Regions from separate parts of the Homo sapiens genome. Here region 1 is linked to region 2. A link is an interaction called in ENCODE POLR2A ChIA-PET data of the cell type or tissue named here. Cell type or tissue: HepG2. All regions are shown on one strand. Links, peaks and the distances in the headings refer to the core of each region. The heading gives the core; the rest is flanking DNA.

Region 1 (8,313 bases), core at 314-8,313, 79 kb after region 2:
AGTGCTTTAAAACACATGAAATTAGGGCAAATGCGTAGCATTATCACAAAAGATGCTACCTCTTCATACCTCTGACTTGGAGTACTTAAGGAAACCAAAACATTCTGTGTTTGTCCAAATATGGTATTCAATTCAAATTTATACCATATGGTATTCTCTGACTAGAAACTTGTGTCAGTTGAAGTGTCTGCCTAAAACAATAATATCCAAGAGTGACTTGTTATAACCAATAAATTTTGTGTTCAGGGAGAAAAGTCATTACTACACCAAAAAAGGAAGGTTGACCAAAAACTGGTATTACTTTTCAAGTGTGATTATGAAAAGCTGTTGTAGTAGAACAGTCATGGCAGGTAGTTTGTGCTCTGAAATAACAGAGCTTGTCAGGATTTGCCAGCTTTTATCTTTTCCTTTAGTAGATTCATTCTTAAAACCAAACCTAATATTTTTCGTGCTGTAGTGGGAGAATCACCTGAGCCCAGGAAGTTGAGACTGCAGGAAGCCATGATCACACCACTGCACTATAGCCTGGGTGAGGGGAGTGAGACCCTGTCTTCAAACCGCAAAAAACAAAGATCCACTCTTTTTGTTATACAGTTCCACGGATTTGGACAAATGCATAATGACATGTATCCACCATTACAATATCATGCCAAAGAGCTTCACTGCCCTAAAAATCCCTCCTCTACTCTCCCCAAAACCCTGACAACCACTTCTCTCAACTATTGCTAGATCCTCGGCTTTTCTGGCATGTCACATAGCCAGAATCATACAGTATTTGCTTTTTTTCAGATGGCCTTCTCTCCCTTAGCAGTATGCACTTAAGGTTTCTCCATGCCTTTTTATAACTTAATAGCTCCTTTGTGGTTTTGGTGAATAATAGTCCATTGTATGGATGTATCAGAGTTAGATTATCCATTCATGTATTGAAGGACATCTGGGTTGCTTCCAACTTTTGGCATCATGAATGAAGCTGCTTTACATGCTCTTGTGTAGGTTTTATGTGGACATAACATTTCATCTCAGTTGGGTAAGTTAAGACTAGGTTTAGGTTTGTAAAAAGCTACCAGAACATCTTCCCAAGTGGCTGTGTACTATTTTACATTCTGCCAGCCATCAATGAGAGTTCCTTTTGCTCCACATCCTCATCATCATTTGCTGGTCAGTTTCTTGGGTTTTATCCATTCTTGCAGGTGTGTAGTGATATCTTACTGTTTTAACTTGCAGTTCTCTAATGACATGATACTGAGCATCATCTTATGTGCTTTTTGCCATCTGGTTGGTTTTTGTTTTTGTTTTTTGAGACAGAGTCTTGCTCTGTCATCCAGGTGGAATGCAATGGCACGATCTCTGCTCACCACAACCTCCACCTCCTGGGTTCAAGCGATTCTTCTGCCTCAGCCTCCTGAGTAGCTGGGATTACAGGTGCCCACCAGCACGCCTGGCTAATTTTTTGTATTTTTAGTAGAGACGGGGTTTCACCATGTTGGTCAGGCTGGTCTCGGAACTCCTGACCTCGTGATCCGCCTGCCTCGGCCTCCCAAAGTGCTGGGATTATAGGCGTGAGCCACCGCACCTGGCCCTGCCATCTGTTGATCTTCTTTGGTGAAGTTTCCAGATCTTTTGCCCATTTTTTTTATTTGGGTTGTTTGTTCTCTTATTGCATTTTAAGAGTTGTTTGTTTTGGATACAAGTCCTTTATCAGAGATGAGTTTTAGAAATATTTTCTCCCAGCCTGTGGATTGACTTTTCATTCTCTTCACAGTATTTTTCACAGGACAGAAGTTCTAAATTTCAATAAAGCCCAACTCATTTTTTTCTGTCATGGATCATGCTTTTGGTGTTGTGTTTAAAAACTCATTGCCAAACCCAAGGCACCTGGATTGTCTCCTGTGGTATCTTGTAGAAGTTTTATGGTTTGGCATTTTATATTTAGGCCTGTGATTCATTTTAAGTTAATTTTTATTAAATTTGTAAAGTCATTGTACAGATTAATATTTTTGCATATTAGTGTCCAGTTGTTCCAGTGCCATTTGTTTGTTGAAAAGAATATCCTTTTTTCCTTGAATTGCTTTTGCTTTTTTATTACTGTAACTTTAGAGGAGGTCTTAACGTCAGGTAGTGTCAGTCCTGACAATATTGTTTGACTTTTCTAGGTCTTTGGCCTTCCTATATAACCTTGAAAATCAGTTTATTGATATCCACAAAATAGATATCAACTAAAATCAAACTTGCTGAGATTCTAATGGATTTTTAAAATTGTAAAACACATGGAACATGAAGTTTATCATTTTAACCATACAATTGTGTGCGGGCATTTTTAACTTCATACTCCAGTAGTTCAGGGCTGCTGCAGAGGAATGCAACTAGCTTTTTATATACACTAACCTTATATCCTGCAACCTTGTCATAAATGCTTATTGGTTCTAGGAGGGGCTATTTTTATTCTTTGGGATTTTCTACATAGATAATCATGTCATCTATGAACAAAAACAGTTTTATTCCTTCCCTTCAAATTTCTATGCCTCTTATTTTCTTGTCTTACTGCATTAGCTAAGACTTCCAGTATGATACTGAAGAAGAGTGATGAGTGGGGATTTCCTTGTCTTGTTCGCAATCTTATGGGGAAAGCTCCTAGCCTCTCCCATTAAATCAGAGATTTTGTGTGTTGTTTTTTTTTTTTTTAGCAGGTTGAGGAAGTTCTCTATTCCTAGTTTGCTGAGAGACTTTTTCATGACTGGGTGTTAGATTTTGTTGGATGCTTTTTCTGCACCTATTGATTGTATGATTTTTTCTTTAACCTGTTGACGTAATAGATTATATTATTTGATTTTTTAATATTGAACCAGCTTTGCATACCTGGAGTAAATCCCACGTAGTGATGGTGTATAATTATTTTTAATACATTGTTGGATTTGATTTGCTAATACACTGTTGAGGATTTTTGCCTCTAACCTATGCTCATGAGAGATATTAGTCACTGTCCACCAAGGTCATTCAATTAGAGAAACCTTAGATCATTCTTACTGCTTTCCTTTCTACTACGAATGTACATGTGAAGAAGTTAAATGCTTGCAAATCTAGTCTCCTATTGCTTTGCCAGCATCTTCATCCAGGTTCTTGAGGTCTCTCCTGAGGCTGTGGCAGCCTACATCCCCATGTCTTCTGTGTTCATCAAAACTCCAACCTCATTTTACGCTTGTCACTGCCATGTGAGATACTTTGCTGAAATACTAAACTGATTTGTGGGCTTATAAACATTCATTTCCCTATTAACCTACAAATAAGATTTAAACCAATTTGCTTTTTTTGATATTTAAAAATATTAATTATTTAAAGTAACAAACCCAACTCATGTGTCCAGTTTCCCCTTCTCCATTTCTCACTCTTTCCTGATCATGAATGCTCTTAAAATGACATTCTGTTCCCGAGAATCCCCTCCTCACATCTCTACTTTGTGCACACATTTCATCATGCTCAGTTCTCCTGTGTAGCTTTGCCTGCAAACACAGGCACTTTGTATGGATTTGAAGGCAGAAAGATCATCTAATATTTTTTAGCATGTCTTCCCCCATTAGGCCAGGAATTCTCTCATATTCATCTTTCACCAACATTTCATTTAAGCCTAATCATTTTGACTTCTGCACATTAGCATTTCAATTTTAAAGACTTGAAAAAAAATACTAAATGTTATGTAAATGTAATTTTTTATGAACCTTGTTTACAAGGTAACAATATGTCAGAGACCATGTCGTGTTTACCAGTGCCTGGAATTTAGAGCATCTTGGTAAATGTTTATTGAGCTAAATTGAAAAAGTTAAGAATCAGTTTATATAAACTACTTTTACACGTGTAGTCATGTTCGACTATATCATTGACTCTGTTACTGGAAGAGGTTGCTGTGAACTAAGGAAATTTTTAGAGTGGCTGGCCTTGATTCGAAGTATAGTTGGGCAGCTTAACAAGGGGAGGGGCTTTTCTGTCATGGAAACAAGATAAGCAAAGATATGGAGGTGGGACTAGAGCATGTGTGAGTCAATAGAGCATGTTGACTTCTGGGAAGGTGGTGGTACAGACAGGCCAAATAAAAGGAGGCCTTCAATACAGGGATTTGCGCCACTACTAAGGGATTTAAATATATGTCTATTCATATACATTCTGAGTCCTGTATTTGATAGATTGTTTCTTTATGGGGTATTCTTTAAATAAATATATATTAACTGAAAGTTTTTCTTGTATAATGGAACTATTTTTCAAAAAACTGAAACATTTTTAAAACTTTTATCCTCAGGATTCAAGTTCGAAATATGGCAACTTTGAAAGATAGTAAGTATGTTGTTTGTCTCAATATGTGAATTGAGAAAAACTAAATTTTGACAAATACAAATACTTTCAAAAATATACTGCTTTAGCCCATTGTGTATTTGATCAAAACTGACCAAATGGATTTCCATTGTATGTTTGGGACATTGGACTTGTTCTGAAAAGACCAGTAAGAAAGGACACCTGAGACAGCTATGTTCTGTTGTTTGTAGAATGATCATGATATAACTAGAAAAAATTATACCAGTGTTGGTGTAGGTGGGTGTATGTGTGGGAAGGGGTAAATCATGTTATATATAAATAATGTTATGGAATATGTGGTTAAGGCAACTTTCAATACCATTTAATGTTTTAAATGTATATTATTGTCTTATGTTGCCATTTGCTTGTCCTAAGTAGTAGCTAGTTTTGCCTTCCTTTTATTAGTACTATTTCTATTTTTTTTTTTTGGAGATGGAGCCTCATTCTATCACCCAGGCTGGAGTGCAGTGGCGCCATCTCGGCTCACTGCAAGCTCCGCCTCCCGGGTTCACGCCGTTCTCCTGCCTCAGCCTCCCGAGTAGCTGGGACTACAGGCGCCCGCCACCACGCTCGGCTAATTTTTTGTATTTTTAGTGGAGACGGGGTTTCACCGTGTTAGCCAAGATGGTCTTGATCTCCTGACCTCGTGATCCGCCCACCTCAGCCTCCCAAAGTGCTGGGATTACAGGCGTGAGCCACCGTGCCCGGCTATTAGTACTAGTTCTAATATTAAGACTGGTTTAGCATCGTGCTGTTTATTGTTTATCTAAGCGCTCATTATTCTGCCTTGCACTTCAGAAAAATATGTCAATAAATTCACAAGGAAGTTATACTGTAATTCCTTTGTCTTAACACAGTACTTCTATTTTTCAGTCACCAGGAGACTAAAGTCCATCAAAAACATCCAGAAAATTACCAAGTCTATGAAAATGGTAGCGGCAGCAAAATATGCCCGAGCTGAGAGAGAGCTGAAACCAGCTCGAATATATGGATTGGGATCTTTAGGTAAGGGAAGAGTGTAATTCACAAATTAGGAAGAACTGTTTCACACAAGGAAGACTACTGATGACTTACATTTAGAGCTTACAGTGATGTCAAGCCTATCTGAGCACTTGCCATGTACTTATTTTTCATCTACATCCACTTGACACGTAATGATAACAACCCGTGTAGGTAGTACAGGTAGGGACTGTTAGAATCCCTGCTTTCCAGTGAGAAAAACTGAAGCACACAGAAGTTAAGTAACTTGCCTAAGATCACATATAAAAGGATGAAGAGCCTCTGTTTGGACCTATGTGGTTTGGTGTCGAGTCTGTGTATTTGTTAGCCATTATACGTGACCATGTTAACTTTTAAAATATTCTGAAATGTTCCCAGTTGTTAAGTATACCATCAGAAGAACTTGGAAACCGTGCGTTAGATGTAAGGGCTTAATTTCATCCTATGACCTTGTAGTGTGGCATTTTAGGACTGCAGCGGGGGCGGGTGAGGGGCAGTGCAGTGGAGAGCTGGCCTTGTGGTCATGGATATGACTCATGATGGTGTTTTGAGAATCCGAACGATGTTGAAGCAGGAAAAGCAGCTGAGAACCTCCATTTTCAAGATACTTAATCACCATTCTTATCTTTTCAAAAGCATGAAGACATTTTTCCTTCAGAAATTTATGTAATCCATCCTTAATTAGTCTTCTTAATGGAAAAGAGATGAGATATGACAGTTTAAAAAGAATTTATATTGTGTTTTTAGATGCTTTTATACTTGTTTGATTATGAATTCATCTTGGAAATAAAGTTGTAAAGAGCTGGAAATGGGAAAGAAGTTTCTATTTTAACTTGTAATTACATTCTTTCTCTTAACTTTTTTATGATCATGCTGTCTTATCCTGAGTTGAGGCTATCTAAAAGAATTTTTAACTTAAGGAAGATTTATGCATATTTGATAGTAAAGAAGATCATGCAGTGAACCCCCTATTTATCTACCAAATCCTCAGTATCTCAACTGACAGCTGTCCTTTGTTTTTTTATGTGTGTGTGTGTGTTTTGTTGTTGTTTTTTGTTTGTTTTCTTTTTGTGTTTTTTTTTGAGATGGAGTCTCATTCTGTTGCCCAGGCTAGAGTGCAATGGTGCAATCTCAGCTCACTACAACCTCCCCCTCCCAGGCTCAAGCGATTCTCCTGCCTCAGCCTCCCCAGTAGCTGGGATTAACAGGCCCCCACCATCACACCTGGCTAATTTTTGTATTTTTTTTTTCTGAGTCGGAGTCTAGCTCTGTCTCCCGGGATGGAGTGCAGTGGCATAATCTCAGCTTGCTGCAAGCTCTGCCTCCCGGGTTCACGCCATTCTCCTGCCTCAGCCTCCCAAGTAGCTGGGGCTACAGGCGCCCGCCACCACGCCTGGCTAATTTTTTTGTATTTTTTAGTAGAGACGGGGTTTCACCGTGGTCTTGATATCGTGACCTTGTGATCCGCCCGCCTTGGCCTCCCAAAGTGCTGGGATTACAGACGTGAGCCACCGTGCCCAGCCAATTTTTATATTTTTAATAGAGACGGGATTTCACTACGTTGGCCAGGCCGGTCTCAAACTCCTGACCTCAGGTGATCCGCCCACCTCGGCCTCCCAAAGTGCTGGGATTACAGGCGTGAGCCACTGTGCCCGGCCTCAGCTTACAGCTGTCCTAAGAACACCTGCTTACACTAGGCAGTTGCCAGCTAAATTTAAATGCGTATTTTGGAAATAACCAACTGCTTTGTAAATTAGAGATTTATTGTATTTAGTGTATTGCATATAAAAAAATTACTGCTTTTGTTTGTTTTTAAGCTCTGTATGAAAAAGCTGATATCAAGGGGCCTGAAGACAAGAAGAAACACCTCCTTATTGGTGTGTCCTCAGATCGAGGACTGTGTGGTGCTATTCATTCCTCCATTGCTAAACAGATGAAAAGCGAGGTTGCTACACTAACAGCAGCTGGGAAAGAAGTTATGCTTGTTGGAATTGGTGACAAAATCAGAGGCATACTTTATAGGTAATTTAAATATATATTGTTTATTTTCATAAAGATGTAAGCACGAATAAATCTTCTCTCAAAAGTTTTGACAAACTCTCAAAACCTTCATCAATAACAAGGTATATTCTTCAGGGCCTTTTTTGGTATATTCACAAGGGGGTGTTTGTTTCCTTTTTCTTTTTTCCAGGATATATTGGAACATTTCTGTTTTCCTTCCCCTGTTTTCTACCTTTGCTTCTTCATCCGGATCATAAGTTGAATGCCATGTGAATATCAAAAGCTATCAGCATTAAGCCAAATGAGGCATCTGAGGAGCTGTTACAGCCTGGAAATGTTAGCAATAGTTCATTAGGATTAGAAGGAGAGGAATAAAGGGGAAAAGAATATAAAACAGACCTCATTTTTAGTTCTTAGTTCTTTGCAGGTGCTGAAGGAAAGGAATGATGATAGTGTGTGGAACAACTCAGGAAATCACCACCACCCATACCCCAAAAGACCTGATCCATGGTGACAATGTTTTCTCCTGCCTGTCCCCTGTGCTCTTTCAGCAGAAATCTTATTAAACTAGCTATGTGAGCTCTTGCTTTTCTTATAGGACTCATTCTGACCAGTTTCTGGTGGCATTCAAAGAAGTGGGAAGAAAGCCCCCCACTTTTGGAGATGCGTCAGTCATTGCCCTTGAATTACTAAATTCTGGATATGAATTTGATGAAGGCTCCATCATCTTTAATAAATTCAGGCAAGACAGATTTAGAAATCAAAGCTTTTTTATGTTCATGCTTTTGTTCATATTTTGAAATAACAGTTTAAAAATTATTTTGAGATTTACATTTGTTTTTGTCAATTCTAGGTCTGTCATCTCCTATAAGACAGAAGAAAAGCCCATCTTTTCCCTTAATACCGTTGCAAGTGCTGGTAAGTAGTTTTTCTATGATACATATTTTTTGGCATATAGAATGGAGAGATTTG
Region 2 (8,273 bases), core at 274-8,273:
TGTCATTTTCTAGGACTGTGGACGGCAAGACATTTAGGAGCTCTATTAAGGAGAAAACTGTGGGCCGAGCTCTTTATGCACAGGCCAGAGCAAAAGGCAAGACGGCTGGCTTGGTGAGGTAAGGCCTGAGTGAGCAAGGCTTGCCCTTGCCTCTCAATGACGGTTTCCTCTCCTACTTCCTTCCCACAGCAGCAAAGCAGCCTCTGGAAAGGCACAGCACCTGAGCCAATGGCAACCTCCTCAGAGCCAGATGTTAGAATTAGGCACTGCAGTTTCTATTCGCCTAAAGGTCCCTCTTCAACCAATGGGTTTTGGGTGATCCCACGCTGGTTGTGCTTACATCACTGTCTTGCAGGTAGATGGATGTTCTGTAAATAAACACTGCTTTTTCTAAAGAGTGAAGAGAGAAACTACAGAAATATTGGTGATCTTGTGATCTTGTTACGAAACTTAACATATAAGCAGAAGGAAAAGTTTGAAATTTGCCTTAATGATTTATTCTGACTACTTGTAGGGATAAGGGGTTTTTTTTAATTGTAGTTGTTGTTGTTGTTGTTTGAGATGAGGTCTTAATTTTTTGCCCAGGCTGGAATGCAGTGGTTTGATCACGGCTCACTACAACCTCGAACTCCTGGCCCCAAGCGGGAATGCCTCAGCCTCCCAAGTAGCTGGGACTTGGGGTGCACCACCATGCCTGACGAATTTTTTTAGTTTTTGTAGAGATAAGGCCTTGCTTTGTTGTCTAGGCTGGCCTCAAGCGATCCTCCCATGTCAGCCTCCCAAAGTACTGGGATTACGGGCTGAAACCACCATGCTGGGCTGCGATAGGGTCTTCTTAAGCATCAGTTACTTCACTTAGGCTTTGTTTATTTTTTCCCCTTATAATCTAAGTAAGACCTGGGAATGCCAAGCCACCCTCAAAAAGTAGCTTCTCTTCAAAGGGAAAAAATCTTCAAAGGGATGTTCACCTTCTCACTCCTTGCACTGCACACTCACTATTTTTTTTTTTTTTTTTTTTTTTTGAGACGGAATCTCGCTCTGTCGCCCAGGCTGGAGTGCAGTGGTGCGATCTCGGCTCACTGCAAGCTCCGCCCCCCGGGTTCACGCCATTCTCCTGCCTCAGCCTCCAGAGTAGCTGGGACTACAGGCACCCATCACCATGCCCGGCTAATTTTTTGTATTTTTCAGTAGAGACGGGGTTTCACCGTGTTGGCCAGGATGGTCTCGATCTCCTGACCTCGTGATCCGCCCGCCTCGGCCTCCCAAACTGCTGGGATTACAGGCGTGAGCCACTGTGCCTGGCCCACGCTCACTATTAGGCCAAATGCTGCCGTGTTTCTTTCCTCCTCTCCTCTTCTCTTACATCCCCAAACTCACCTGTAGTTGAAGTTCTTTTCCTTTCATTCATGCATTTGTTCATTCAACAAAAATGCATCAAATGCAAGCTCTGTACCAGTTCTGTCAGAGACAGCAGCAACACAAAAGCGGACACCGTCAGCCTCATGCAGGAGACAGACAAGGAACCTGTGACAACAATATCTGCAGTGGGCAAGGGCTAATACGGAAGAGAGGGTACACAAAAAACACTATGGGAGTTCCGAGTGCCGAGTGTGTCATCCTGTCTGGGGGTCCAGGAAATCCCCACAGAGGACTGATGTGTCAGCTGAGCCCAAGTAGATTACAGCTGGCCTTCGTATTCATGGGTTTCACATTCTCAGATTCAACCAACTGTGGATGAAACCTGTGGATACGGAGGGTCCACTGCACCATACTGTTTTATAACAGTGACTTGGGCATCGCCGGATTTTGGTATACTTGGGGAATCCTGGAACCAAACCCCAGAGGATACAGAGCACCAACTGTAGTAAAATTCAGCCAGGTAGAGAATGGAGAGAAGAAGCTCCAAGCAGAGGAAATGCCTCTAGCCTTGCTGCAGGTGAATCAGTCCTTTTATCTTTAAGAATCATTTTGCCAGCCAGGCGTGGTGGCTCACGCCTGTAATCCCAGCACTTTAGGAGGTCGAGGCAGGCAGATCATGAGGTCAGGAGACCGAGACCATCCTGGCCAACATGGTGAAACCCCGTCTCTACTAAAATTACGTAAATTAGCTGGGCGTGGTGGCGTGTGCCTGTAATCCCAGCTACTCAGGAGGCTGAGGCAGGGGAATTGCTTGAACCAGGGAGTTGGAGGTTGCAGTGAGTCGACATTGTGCCACTGCATTCCAGCCTGGTGACAGAGCAAGATTCCTTCTCAAAAAAAAAAAAATCATTTTGCCATCTTTGTCCATCATTTTGACCACATCACCCATTCATTTATTTGTTTATCCATCACACAAATACTTACTTCTACCAGAAACTCTTCTAGGCACTGGAGATACGGCAGGGAACGCAGAGCTCCCATCCTAGTGCACCCTCAGGTAAACACGGTGTCTCACTGCAGGCTCTGTCTCAAAGCTTTGCACGAGGCCATGCTCATCTTTTTCTTCAATTATTTGATATCGCAAGCTGACTATCCACAACAACTCCCCAATCCCTTAGGCTGATTGTGCAACATCTCACCTTGCTTACTTATTTATTTCTTTTCTTTTGAAATGAAATTTCACTCTATCACCCTGGATAGAGTGAAGTGCAGTGGCGTGATCTCGCTCACTGCAACATCCACCTCCCAGGTCTAAGCAATTTTCCTGCCTCAGCCTCCCAAGCAGCTGGGATTATAGGCACCCACCACCACACCTGGCTAATTTTTGTATTTTTAGGAGAGACAGGGCTCACTACAACCTCCACCTCCCAGGTCTAAGCAATTTTCCTGCCTCAGCCTCCGGAGCAGCTGGGATTATAGGCACCCACCACCACGCCCGGCTAATTTTTGTATTTTTAGGAGAGACAGGGCTCACTGCAACCTCCACCTCCCAGGTCTAAGCAATTCTCCCCTCTCAGCCTCCTGAGTAGCTAGGATTACAGGCACTCACCACCACACCCGGCTAATTTTTGCGTTTTTAGTAGAGACAGGATTTCACCATGTTGGCCAGGCTGTTAACTCCTGACCTCAAGTGACCCACCCACCTCAGCCTCCCAAAGTGCTAGGATTACAGGCATGAGCCTCTGTGCCCAGTGTATTTACTTATTTCATTTAAAAAATCATTCCCTGTTTATCCTAACGCTGGAATCACCAGCACTGATAATTCTGCTGTTTTCTCTTTAAACCATAAACACCTCAAGATCAATGATCACATTGAACTCAGTATGTATGTGACTAAAATAAGGCCTTATGATAGAAAAACATACTCAGGCCAGGTGCAGTGGCTCAGACTATAATCCCAGCACTTTCAGAAGTGGAGGCGGGTGGATCATCTGAGGTCAGGAGTTTGAGATCAGCCTGGTCAACATGGCGAAACCCTGACTCTACTAAAAATACAAAAATTAGCTGGGCATGGTGGCGCATGCCTGTAGTCCCAGCTACTCGGGATGCTGAGGTAGGAGAATAGCTTGAGCCCTGGAGGCGGAGGTTGCAGTGAGCTGAGATCACACCACTGCACTACAGCCTGGGCAGCAGAGCGAGACCCCAGCTCAAAAAAAAAAAAAAAAAAAAGAGAAACATACTCAATTTGAGCAATAATAAAGTTTTTCTTTCTGAAGACCTTCAGAAATATCAAGAACTCCTATAGTGAGCCTCAAATGCAGTATGGGAAGAGTGTTATCTTTGAACCACCCAACCTTGGGTGTGAGTTCTGATCCCACAGTGGACTGGCCATGGGGTCTTGAGCAGGTCCTCTACAAGCCTATTTTTTTTTTTTTTTTGAGACAGAGTTTCATTCTTGTTACCCAGACTGGAGTGCAATGGCGTGATCTCGGCTCAACGCAACCTCTGCCTCCTGGGTCCTGGTTCAAGCATTTCTCCTGCCTCAGCCTCCTGAGTAGCTGGGATTACAGGAACACACCACCATGCCCAGCTAATTTTTGTATTTTTAGTAGAGACGGGGTTTCACCATGTTGGCCAGGCTGGTCTCGAACTCCTGACCTCGTGATCCGCCTGCCTCGGCCTCCCAAAGTGCTGGGATTACAGGCATGAACCACCACACCCAGCCCAAGCCTAATTTTTTTATCATCTGAAAAGTCAGGGTAATGATCTCCATATTGCAGAGCAGCTATATCAGCAATGATAGATGTCAAATTCCTGGCCCAGGATAGGGGCCAATCCCTGGTAGTTTTTTGCAGACAACACTCAAGTCAGTAAGAAGCTCTGGGAGCTGGAGATCGGGTAGGAGAGGAGACTGAAGCTCTTGTTGGGATTCAACTGATCTAGAAGCTGCACTTATCTCTAGTGTACCTACTGTTCACTTTCATGAACTACTGAGCAGAACGGACGGTCCAGGAAATTCTACATGCCCTCTGCCTAGATTCTGGGTCTTGCTGCTCAATCATGTATCTGTTGACTTTTGTTGGGGGCTTTCACCTTTAGGAGCAGCGCTCTTGATATGGAAAACTTCAGAACGGAAGTAAATGTCCTCCCAGGAGCAAAGGTGCAGTTCGAACTTCACTACCAGGAGGTGAAGTGGAGGAAGCTGGGCTCCTATGAGCACAGGATCTATCTGCAACCTGGACGGCTGGCCAAACACTTAGAGGTAAGCCTGGATCTGTAGGGTGGGCAGTGACACTGTCCTTTTATAGTCTCTGACCCTGATTTATACTTTCTGCTTGTCACTAGCACTTGTGGTGTTGGATGCCACTCAACTCTACAAGACAGTGGGATGTATTGAAAAGATGGTGGGTTTGGAGTCAGCCACACCACTTCCTTATGGCTCTCGGTCTCCTTAGCAGCCGTATTATGGTGGTTTCTGAGGTCTGCTATAACAAGTTACAGCAAACGCCACAGCTTAACACAACAGAAATTGATTCTCTCATGGAAGTCTGAAGTCAAGGTGTCTGCAGAGCTGCACTCTCTCTCTCTGGAGGCTCCAGGGGAGAGCCCGTTCCTTGCTTCTCCTGCTGTCTGGCAGCTGCCAGCCTTCCTTGACTTGTGGCCTTGTAGTCAGATCACTCCAATCTCTTCTTCCACGGTCGCATCCTCTCCTCCTCCGAGCATCTTAAATGCCCCTCTGCCTTTCTCTCACAAGAACACCTATTAGATTTGGGGTCCACCAGGTAGTACAGGATGATCTCAACTCAAGATCCTTAATTGCATCTGCAAGGACTCTTTTTCCAGATAAATCTACATTCACAGGTTCCAGAGGTTGGGCGCATCTTTAGGGGGGGAGGCCACCATTCAACCCAAGACACTAATCTTCAAGGACCAGCTATCCTGAGTCTTCGCTGTCTCATCTATGAAAAGAGTACTGTAACAGACTTTTGTTTCTCAGTTATTTTTTTTTTAACTTTTAAGTTCAGGGGCATATGTGCAGGTTTGTTACACAGGTAAATTCCATGTCACAGGGGTTGGGTGTACAGATGATTTCACCACCCAGGTAATGAGCATAGTACCTGATAGGTAGTTTTCCGATCCTTTCTCTCCTCCCTCCCTCACCCTCGAGTAGGCCCTGGTGTCAACTGTTCCTTTCTTTGTGTCCATGTGTACTCAATGTTTAGCTCCTGCTTAGAAGTGAGAATGTGCAGTACTTGGTTTCCTGTTCCTGTAATATGTGGCCAATGACAGGAGCTTGATGAAGGTTAAGTGGATTGTCTTCCCTGCCACCCCAGCCATCATCACCGCAGGGGAGCAGTGCCTCGGTCATCCACTGCATTACTATCCATCTGAACTCACCTCTGCTGTCATCTTCATCTCTTGCTATAAAGACTAAACTGCTCTTTTCTTTGCTCAAATCTTTGTGACATCCTATGACTGTTTAGTGTAAGAGGCAGAGCTAGGCAAGAGGAAACCTAAGAGAGTACAGAGGCCAACATGCCCCTCCCCCGGCAGATGGGAGAGTAAAGCAGACAGGTTGTGAATTGCCCGGAGACACGGGAGATGAAAGGGAATGAATTAATCACGATGAAACTTTAATTCCCATTTGAAAAGCTGCTCGTGGGATCAATAATGCCCACTGTTTGGCATCAGTTCACTATCAGAGTCTATGCTGTTGAGTTCTTTTCTGGGCCACTCCTAGCACATACCGTGCTTTTGCGTGAATTGAAAAAAGATGCCCGTCCTTCAGGCAAATGCAGCGCCATCCAGGGCACGTGACTTGGCCAAGATGCTCTGTACAATTAAGTGTGTTGTTGGACATTTTTCCACTACTGATGATGGATGAGTGTCAGTAACCCACATTCTCTTCCTCAATGCCATGAATCCCGTGGTAAATAATTTGAAGCAATGGTTAGATGTGATTAGCATCTAAGCCTAGGAGGAGACAATCACTGAGACTGTTGATAATAACAATATTAATAAAAACTGAGTGACAGCCTGGGCAGCACAGCGATACCTCACCTCTACTGAAAATAAATAAATAAATTAGCCAGGCATGGTGGTGCTCCCCTGTAGTCCCACCCACTTGGGAGGCTGAGGCAGGAGGATAACTTGAGCCTAAAAAATCGAGGCTGCAGTTAGCTATGATCATGCCACTGCACTCCAGGCTGGATGGCAAAATGAGACCCTGTCTCAAAAAAAAAAAAAAAAAAAAAAAGAAAGAAAGAAAAGAAAAAATAGCAGCTAAGTAACTCAGAAACAGAAAATCAAATACCACAGGTTCTCACTTATAAGAGAGAGCTGAATAATGTGTACACGGGGACATAGGGTGGGGAATGATAGACATTGGAGACTCGAAAGTGTGGGAGGGTGGGAGTGGGGAGACTTGGGAGAAGTGTGGGAGGGTGGGAGTGGGGAGACTTGGGAGAAGTGTGGGAGGGTGGGAGTGGGGAGACTTGGGAGAAGTGTGGGAGGGTGGGAGTGGGGAGACTTGGGAGAAGTGTGGGAGGGTGGGAGTGGGGAGACTTGGGAGAAGTGTGGGAGGGTGGGAGTGGGGAGACTTGGGAGAAGTGTGGGAGGGTGGGAGTGGGGTGAGGGATGAGAAATTACTCAACGGGTACAAGGTACATTACTTGGGTGGTAGTTGCACTAAAAGCCTGGGCTTCATCCCTGTGCAATATATTCATGTAACCAAACTGCATTTGTACTCCTTAAATTTATACAGATTTTTCAAAATAATTACACAAAAATATAAACAAACAAATCATAGAATTAAATTTAAAAAAGAAAAAAATGGCAGCTATGACTGTGGTTTGGTCAAGAATCACCAAAGGGGATTTCCCTAGATGAGGTCTGTTCAAAGCAAGAAGACAGAGAAGAAATAAAACAACCCAAGATTTGGGGAAAATGGTCTACTTTTGACAGGTCTACAGAGTAGATGCAGTGCTATTTAACAATGAGGGAAAAAGAAGAAGGAATTCTTTTTTTCCCTAACAATGCAAATGCTCTTATAAATAAAAAGACTCGAATAGAATGAGGAAGGGAGTCGACTCCTGGGGGAGTGAGGCAGCAGAAGGAGAGCTCTGAGTCGACAGAAGGGGGTTAAGCCTCCGTGGTGAGATGAATCCCATCGCAGGAACTTGCAGATCCTGCAGGAGAGATCGTGGAGTCGTGCCCGGGAAACCTGCGGAGGAGAAAAGCATCAGAGGACTTATTTGTAATTTTACTTCTTGCTTAAAAAGACTTTAAAGACTTTTAATGCTTTGGGTAATTTTCTCTTGCATCTCTAGGTAGATGTGTGGGTTATCGAACCACAGGGACTGAGATTTCTTCATGTTCCCGACACATTTGAAGGCCATTTCGATGGTGTTCCGGTCATTTCTAAAGGACAACAGAAGGTACCCTGAGCCCTGTGTGTTGCCAGGCATTCACAGGGCCTCTGGATTGTGGGTTCTGTTCTCCTTCTGTGCTCTGGAGAAGAGAAAAGCAGGCTGGTGTTGAGGACACTGTTGAAGAAATGGGGATCCCCAAGTAGAGCCTAGGGCCTCCCCAGGATACACAGAACAACACTCCCAGTGCTTTCCTTCCATTTTGACCAGAGATTGTCCCTTTTTGAGTCTCATTTCCCCGTCAGTCACCTGCTTAACCAGTAGCTAAAGGACAGCTTTCACATCCTATATGGCAGATTTTCATTCATTAACCATAGCAAGACATGTTCAGCTCTCTGCCTCAATGACCAGCGATAACCAACTATGACTCCTGTAAGGAGAAACTCCTCTAAGAGCATTAAAACATTTCACAAACTCTTTCCAAAGCACATAGTCAGCCCTTCTACAGGGGATGAAGGAAATTCTTCGGCTTTCTTCTAAAAAGGT

Evidence for each region. Peaks named below come from ENCODE experiments on the same cell type or tissue, not always from the same donor. Only the 100,000 strongest peaks of a DNase experiment are listed, where the experiment ranks them.
Region 1: POLR2A ChIA-PET joins it to region 2 with 5 read pairs; 6 of 35 experiments call an interaction of 5 or more read pairs at or near these places.

The regions. Positions count from the first base shown.
Region 1 is chr10:7,791,833-7,800,145 of GRCh38, forward strand. ATP5F1C (ATP synthase F1 subunit gamma) reads left to right here. Exons shown (of 10, transcript NM_001001973.3): 2 at 4,289-4,323; 3 at 5,215-5,346; 4 at 7,158-7,362; 5 at 7,940-8,083; 6 at 8,195-8,259. It overlaps LOC105376392 (a long non-coding RNA gene), which reads right to left. Exons shown (of 3, transcript XR_001747356.1): 3 at 7,599-7,669. Among named protein-coding and RNA genes, the nearest start is that of ATP5F1C, 7.8 kb to the left of the region's middle. In HepG2, for the core only: no CTCF peak of the experiment used is centred there; a DNase peak (open chromatin) is centred at 4,019.
Region 2 is chr10:7,713,168-7,721,440 of GRCh38, forward strand. ITIH2 (inter-alpha-trypsin inhibitor heavy chain 2) reads left to right here. Exons shown (of 21, transcript NM_002216.3): 5 at 14-118; 6 at 4,459-4,621; 7 at 7,689-7,796. Among named protein-coding and RNA genes, the nearest start is that of ITIH2, 14 kb to the left of the region's middle. In HepG2, for the core only: no CTCF peak of the experiment used is centred there; no DNase peak of the experiment used is centred there.